2 separate regions of the Homo sapiens genome follow, and region 2 is linked to region 1. A link is a loop called in an ENCODE intact Hi-C map of the cell type or tissue named here. Cell type or tissue: endothelial cell of umbilical vein. All regions are shown on one strand.

The links. Hi-C counts contacts between places; a loop is a spot of excess contacts. Peaks named below come from ENCODE experiments on the same cell type or tissue, not always from the same donor. Only the 100,000 strongest peaks of a DNase experiment are listed, where the experiment ranks them.
Region 2: it touches region 1 in a loop (6-fold over the local background); 3 of 110 quality-filtered maps call a loop at or near these places.

The regions. Positions count from the first base shown.
Region 1 is chr6:6,694,563-6,698,562 of GRCh38, forward strand. LOC101928004 (a long non-coding RNA gene) reads right to left here. Exons shown (of 5, transcript NR_187687.1): 5 at 230-2,600. Among named protein-coding and RNA genes, the nearest start is that of LY86-AS1, 74 kb to the left of the region's middle. RefSeq lists an enhancer at 1-610. In endothelial cell of umbilical vein, a CTCF peak has its summit at 2,501 (motif pointing right); a DNase peak (open chromatin) is centred at 2,499; H3K27ac peaks cover 456 bases.
Region 2 is chr6:6,756,964-6,760,963 of GRCh38, forward strand. All of the region lies in intron 2 of LOC101928004 (a long non-coding RNA gene), which reads right to left. It overlaps LOC105374901 (a long non-coding RNA gene), which reads right to left and starts at 2,339. Exons shown (of 2, transcript NR_187807.1): 1 at 1,992-2,339. LOC124901254 (a long non-coding RNA gene) reads left to right here and starts at 2,393. Exons shown (of 2, transcript XR_007059436.1): 1 at 2,393-2,532; 2 at 2,838-3,031. In endothelial cell of umbilical vein, a CTCF peak has its summit at 2,374 (motif pointing right); a DNase peak (open chromatin) is centred at 2,458.

The DNA.
Region 1 (4,000 bases):
GGGGGAGCATGCAGATGGGCAGGTGGTGGGGCTCCAACCCCACAGCAATGTCTAAGGGTGAATGTTTACAGCTCCTGAGGTCCCAATGGGCCTGTGTTACAGGATGCTGTTTCAGTTGAGCCATCCCTAGTCAGCTGTTAGACCTCCTGCCTTATTCCAAGGACAGAGGCTTTCTGTATCCTGAGGTTTCTTGCCTCCGTGCACCAAAAGAATCAGATCACACATGGGCTTGGAGAATGAGTGCAAGGTTTTATTGAGTGGAAGTAGCTCTCAGATGGGGGAGCCAGAAGGGAGACGGAGTGGGGAGGTGGTTTTCCCCTCTGAAGTCGGACCGCTCCGTGGCCAGGCTGTCCTCCAGCTGCACTGAGTGGTTCTGCCTGTCGATGGCCTGCCAGCCTGCCGTGGGCCACTATCAGTCTGCTCTTACACCGGTGTGTTCCTCTTGACGTCCAGAGGCTTGTGTGCGTGCCTGCTAAGCTCTCAGGTTTTTTTACAGGCACAGAATGAGGGTGTGGTAGGCCAGGGTAGTCTTGGGAAATCCAACATTTAAGCACGAAAACAGAAATGCCTGTCCTCACCTAGGTCTGTGGGCACAGGCCCGGGGGTGGAGCCCTAGCCAGGGACCACACCCTTCCCTTCCCAGCACTTCCCCGCCCCCCTTCCGTATCAGTAGCTTGAGGGAGTTACTTCTCAGGGAGATGTTTTGGTTTTTAGGGAGAAGACAAAACCTCCAATTTGAAAAACAAAGCGAGTCCTTTGGTGAGGGAAACACTGGACACACAGAGGGCGGGCTGGAAGGGCAGGTGCTGGGAAGACAGCAAGGAGTGCAGACCCACTGGGGAGGCAGCCTGGGAAGATGTTTATTTTCTGAGAGACGAGGAAAGACTGGGAAACGGAGAAATTTTTAGGGTGGAGGGTGGGAAACTTGGGAAACAGCAGATGGTCTTAATCTTCTGAGAAAGGAGGCAGTGCCAAGCCTGGCTGGGGCGACAGTGGGAGTGTGGGCTGAGGGATGGTGGGGACATCCTCTGCTAGCTGCTGAAGGTCTAGGATGGGCACTGAGGCGAGCCTCAGCGGTGCTCCCCGGGCTTGCCTCCCAGGAGGGACCCTGCAGGAAGGTGTCCAGATGCAGAGCCCCAACTCCTCCCCCAGAGACTTGGATTCAGTAGAACTGGGATAGGGTCCAAAATCTGTATCATTAGGACACTCTCAGAGTATACTTGTCATCAGGCAAAGCCTGGAGAAATAGCAAAAAGAACCGTTAGCCCCAGGGAGAGCCCACTGGAGGCTGGAAACGGGAAGTATTGGGGAATCACTTAGTATCCTTTATCACAGACTCTGCTGCCCAGAACCCTGGGGGAGAAAGCTGACAGGGGAAGGAGTGTGTAGCCACGTGGGATGTACCCAGGAGGGGAAGGTATCTCCAGGAGGGTAGAGTCCATCCAGGAGGGTGAGGTCTAGTTGGGGGGATGGGGTCTACCCAGAGGGGTGAGGTCTGGCTGGAGGGGGGATGGGGACAGTCCAGGAGGGAGAAGTCTAGCTGGGATGATGGGGTCTGTCCAGAGGATCAGGTCTAGCTGGGTAGAAGGGGTCTACCCAGGAGAGTTCTGGTTGGGGAGATGCATCTACCCAAGAGGGTGAGGTCTAGCTGGGGGGATGGGATCTGTCCAGGAGGATGAAGTCTAGCTAGGGGGATGGGGTTTACTCAGGAGGGTGAGTTCTGGTTGGGGAGATGGGTCTACCCAGAGGATGAGGTCTAGCTGGGGGGAGAGGGTCTGTCCAGGAGGGTAAGGTCTCTCCATAGGGTGCTTTGGGAGGTCTGGGGCTTGGGGTTCCTGTGATCACAGCCCAAATATATGACTTGGACCCACACTTGGCAGAGACCAAGGTGAAGACAAGACAGGACTGATGGACTCTGAGGAAAGAGCGTGGCGGGAGCAGGGTCAAGAGCGAGAGGCCAGAGTGCAAGGAAGTGGGAGGGTCTGAGGTGGGATCCCAGAGTGGGAGCTGGGGAGCTGGAGTGCTGGAAATGCTTCTCATGCTGGAGAGGCCAATCCTAGGGCTTGGTTAGACTAAGTGCGTTTAACTGGGGCAGCAGTTTTACACATGTATTTCAGGAGGAGATGATTTTATCATAAACACATTCCACTGATTCATGTGAAATCATTAAAAAAATTAAGGTCAAGGTTTTTTTCTCCTGGCTGCTTTAGGCTACATGCCCAGGACTCCTGTCCCTCTGTGGTGAGGGGATTTGGGTGGAAGAGTTTGAGAAGCTCTGCTGTGGAATCCTCTCCTTTTTAAATAAAGAGGGACACTCCAAGCCTGGCATTGAAAGGCACACCTCTCGGTGGAAGCAGTTGGCCAGGTTTTGATCCCTTAAGGATTGGAACCTTATGAAATTGCCAAGATTGGACCATGTTTGACTTGTGTAAATAGCTTCTTCCTGTGATTCAGTCTGAATTTTAGACTCCAGGTCTCATCGCTGCCTCCACCATGTGGCCTCAAGGGGGCGCCGCTCCGCCTCCTAAATCCCCAAGGACAAAGCCCACTTTCTTGGCTTCTGGAAGCAGCGCGAGGGGTCATTGGTGGAAAGAAGACTGCTGTATTTAAAAAAGGAAGCAAGCAGAGAGGAACATGAATTCAATTAGAACAGTTCCTTGTCCCCTAAAATATGGTCCCCAGACCAGCAGCATCAGCACCCCCTGGGAGTTTGTAGAATTCCTGGACACTAACCCAGATCTGCTGAACCAGAATCCACAGTTTAGCAGGACTGCCCAGGCTCTCCTACGTATGTGCGCATAGCAGAAGCACCAGTCTAGCCAGCCAAGAGTCTGCTTATTTGTCACCTGCCTTTCCAGCCCCAAGCAGTCTGGGCCCCCCTATCACTTCCCCTGGGGACACATTATTAGACCCTCCATTCTTCAAAATCAACATAAGGTGTGGCTCCCACAGGAACATGTTCCTGTCTAAAGAGCCTCCCCTTCTTTCAGAAAGTATATTCGTTATCTTTGCTGTGTAATAAATGACCCTAAAACAGAGGTTTAAAACAATAAACATTTATTTTTGCCATATGCTGTTGGTTAGAAGCAAGTCACTAATCCAGCCCAGGCTTCAAGGGAAAGGGATCACACCAGGGCCTGAATACCAGGAAGCAGGGATCACTGGGGATCATATTCCAGGCAGCCTACTGCAGGGGATAATCTCCACTCTAAGGGGCAGGCCTCAACAGGGCAGCCACATCAGAATACAAGAAAACCTCCAGAGTCATGTGGTAAGGACGACATGCATTCAGCAACAGGATGCTTGAATAAGCCTTTCAACTGTGGCTTGCAGAATGGCCACATTAGTATCAGTTGGGAAACATTTAAAAAATACCAATGCCCAGGCGCTACGCAAGACCAGTTAGATCACAATCTTCAGGGCATGGGTTTTTTCTAATTTTTAAATTCCCCAGATAATTCTATTGCACAACTGAGGTTAAGAACTATGGCTTCAGGCCAGGTGCGGTGGCTCACACCTTTAATCCCAGCACTTTGGGAGGCTGAGGCAGGCAGATCACCTGAGGTAAGGAGTTTGAGACCAGCCTGGCCAACATGGTGAAACCCCATCTCTACTAAAAATGCCAACAAATTTAGCTGGGCATGGTGGCGCGCCTGTAATCCCAGCTACTTGGGAGGCTGAGGCAAGAATCACTTGAACCCGTGAGGCGGAGCTTGCAGTGAGCTAAGACTGTGCCACTGCACTCCAGCCTGGGCAACAGGTTAAGACTCCGTCTCCAAAAAAAAAAAAAAAAAAAAAAAGACACAGAACTATGGCTTCATATGAAAATTTTCAAATGCTACAGTGAAGTAGTGGTAAAGATTACTAGTGCAAAAGATGATGTGAGGCTCAGCAGCTTGGACTTCTGCTGGGGAATCTGTGGATTGGAAAAGTGGGCCTTAAAGAGTGTTGGAACCATCTCGGAGGTGAGCCAATAAGGCTGACAAGAGATTTATGACTT
Region 2 (4,000 bases), 62 kb after region 1:
AGTACAATGGCATGGTCTCTGCTCACTGCAACCTCTGCCTCCCAGGCTGGAGGGATTCTCCTGCCTCAGCCTCCTAAGTAGCTGGACTACAGGCGCGCCACCACACCTGGCTAATTTTTTGTATTTTTAGTAGAGACGGGGTTTCACCATGTTGGCCAGGCTGATCTCGAACTCCTGACCTCAAGTGATCCCCCGGCCTTGGCCTCTTGAAGTGCTGGGATTACAGGTATGAGCCACCACGCCTGGCTGTCACTTTTTCTTTCTAAGAGGAATACATTTGCAGCAGACCAGCCTTTGCAATAGCTGTTAATGTGGCTTGAAAGGAAAATGAGGACAATATTTTAATGTCAGATAACAAAGTGGAAACCAGGCAACACTATGATCTGGTCACCTATATGAAAAGATAATGAAAGAGTAATACGAGGTAGAATATATTTGAATGTATTGAAGGAAAATGCTCTGTAAACATAGGCTTTATAGTTTATGTGTAAAATATAGCTTATAGAAATGTTATTTGCTGGCCAGGCGCAGTGGCTCACGCCTGTATTCCCAGCACTTTGGGATGCCAAGGCAGGAGGATGACCTGAGGTCAGAAGTTCGAGACCAGCCTGGGTAACATGATGAAACCCTGTCTCTACTAAAAATACAAAAAATTAGCCAGGTGAGGAGGTGGGCTCCTGTAATCCCACCTACTCGGGAGGCTGAGACAGGAGAATCACTTGAACCTGGGAGGCGGAGGTTGCAGTGAGCCAAGATCGTGCCACTGCACTCCTGCCTGGGTGACAGAGTGAGACTCTGTCTCAAAAAAAAAAAAAAGAAAGAAAAGAAAAAAATGTTCTTTGCTATCTAGATTCATATAAATACAGGGGACTTGATATCTTGGAAATAATAGTAACTCATGCCTTGATAAATCCTTTTATACCCTAAATTTTTGACCCTGTAGTAGAATCATCTAATTTCTCTGTAAAAGAACCATCGAATTTCCCTATAATAGAATCATCTAATCTCCCTAATGTCAGTGTCCTCATCTGAAGAATTAAAGATATAATTTGCCCTACAAGATTTGGGGGATTTTTGTAAGAACCTATTGAAATAATAGATGTATGAACATTCTAAAAAGTTACAAGTGAAATAAAAATGATTTTATAAGAGTAGTTCATTATACTAGATTTCCTATCACACTGACTAACACTGATATTCATGGAAAGAAATGAGAACCTGTACCAGCACTGTTGAAGACTGAAACAATATGGGATTTCCATCCATCCCACCAATTTACTTGGATCATCTTTTTAGGAGGCTTACAGGGAAGTTGTGCATCATATAGTTTATATTTAATATACAGAAACTTTTCTTTAAGGCAACCTGAGGCTGGGCGCGGTGAGTCACACCTGAAATCTTAGGACTTTTGGAAGGCCAGGGCAGGCAGATTGCTTGTGCAGGAGTTTGAGACCAGCCTGGGCAACAGAGCAAAACCTCATCTGTACAAAAAATACAAAAATTAGCCAGGTGTGGTGTGGTATGCGCCTGTAGTCGCAGCTAATAGGGAGGCTGAGGTGGGAGAATCACCTGAGCTCAGGGAGGTTGAGGCTGCAGTGAGCTGTGATTGCACCACTGCACTCCAGCCTGTGTGACAGAGTGAGACCCTGTTTCTAAAAAATAAAGAGACCTGAGTGAGGGTGGGAGAGAGTTAACCAAAGAAAACTGAAAATAATACTAGAACCTTCGCTATTATGGGCAGAAAGTTTCCTGCAAGCAGCAGCCAAGTTCCCAGAGAGGAAAACAGTGTGTGTCTGTGTGTGTTTAGCTTCATAATCACAGAACGCTTAGGTACTATGTTCTTTTCTCCAATCTTCCTTCTTTCCAAAAAAAAAGAAAAAGAAAACGAATATGGATGCAAGCAGCAGAGGTCTCAGAAATCTTCAGGCAGTTCTGCCTGAATTGCTAAAGCAGGGAGTAGCTGAGGGCCTTGCAGCCCATTCCTCTAGTACCTGTGGCATCTGGGGCCTGCAGCAGGTGTGGCGGTGACGCGGGTTGTTTGTTTTCCAGGGTCAGGTTGGCCCATTTCTAGCCCAGGGCTCTGGGTAAATGTTTAGATTTCATTTTCTGTCTGGTGTTCAACTCCTGGGCGTCAAAGGCAGGCCCCCTGCATGCTGCTGCCCTCCCACGTCCTTTGTCTCCTCCCCGGGGCTGGTGGGAACACTAGAGGTGAGAGGAAAGGGGAGGGGAGGGAGTGGACGCTTTGCCGAGATTCCAGCTCTCCTCAAGAGCCGCTTTCCAGGCACAGCATCCTCCTCTCCCTCGCCCTCTCTAAGGAGGGCTAGCAACGCCCCAGTACTGGGAATGGGGCTTGTTTACACAGCTCATTATTCTCGCTTTGCAGTTGCTATAGCAACCACCAGGGGTCAGTTTCTAGAAGGAGAGGAAGTTCCCTTTTGGGGAGTTAGCCTTCCAGCCCCTGTGCAAAGCGCAGCTGAAAACAAAAGCCGTAGACACCCATGAAGGAAACACATGGAAAAGCTTCCTATGACCGTAAGCATCCTTTAGGGCAAAAACCACTCAGAGACGCCACGTCTCTCCCTTGCTGAGAGTCTCCAGCACAGCTGACGGCAGAATGAAGGTCTGACCCCCGCACGGGCCAGGCTTTCCTCTCGCCCCACCCGATCCTCTCACCCCTTTGCCCTGTCTTAACGGCCTGAAGACATTCGTTGGTAGTTAAGATGACAAGGGCGGCTACCTGGGTTCATTTAAAGTGATAAGTTTCATTAATATTCTGTATTAACTGAGGACCAGGAAGATCTCTGTGAACTGGTACGATTCCCATCTTCTTCCTGAAGGGAGACGCAGCACCGCATCAGAGCAGCGCGCCCATCTCAAGATCCACACCCACGAGAGAAGAGCCGCGCTGCTTCTGTAGAGCTTGCTGGGAAGACCCCCCCAGGACGCCTGGCCAGTAAAGAGTGGCCAGCACTAACCTGCTTAGCTAACTTGATTTAGCAAACAAAAAATACAGATGCCTAGTTAAGTCTAACCTTCACAAAAACAAGGAATTTTTGTGTAAGTCTTCCACGTAGCATCTGGGCCATATATACAGTAAGTCTGTGTAATCCACCATAAGCCAGTCCTTGCCCTCCTCCTCACTGCTCATCATCGCCTCCAAAAACGTATAGCAGATTGTATAGCAGATGTATAAGTTCTCTCTTACAAGCAAATAAAGTGCCAGCTTACTGTTCAGGATGATCTAACCCTTGGACTAGCAGGCTGATCATGAAAAAAATGAAAGGGACTGATTTACATATATGCAAATCAGAGGCCAGGCTAGCCAGACATGTGAGTTCACTAATTTTCCCTCAGATATAAACACCAGCATGAGTTACTTGATTGGTAAACAGAACTCATTTTGTGAATTATCTAAAATCAGTAAAGGGTAATGATTTCTATTTGTTTGAAAGGAAAAACATTTGTACTGTATATGTTTAAAGGAATAGACCAAATTTGTTTCAGTGCTACACACGTACATGGAAGAAAGTCATATTTGCATTTATCAAAGTCACACTCTTCCCAGCATTTCTTTTGCTAAGGTTTTACTTCTTCACCAAGAAGGGTGGCTCAGTGAAAGTTTTACTGAATTTTGTGGCAATTCTGGAAAACCTAGACCGTTGTAATCCTGTGTTGACCCTAAATCCACGAACCCAAAACTTAAGGCAAAAAAAGTTAAGCATAAACTTTTATGAAAATAGCAGCTGTAATATATTCCATCAGGTCCCCACCAACTCAGACTGCAGACTCCCACAAGCTCTAATCCAAAACAGGTAATTAAAACTGTGAAGCCAAACATCAATAAAAATGTTCTCACCTGTTGCTAACTCTAAAAATCTCAATATAGATTTCAGAGAGAAAAAGTGTTGGTTTTAGAAGCTGATCCTTCTAAAGCCCAGAACACTGAGTTCTAATTTTGTCTCTTCAGTGTCTGATTGTGACCTCTGTGGAAGTCTGTAGA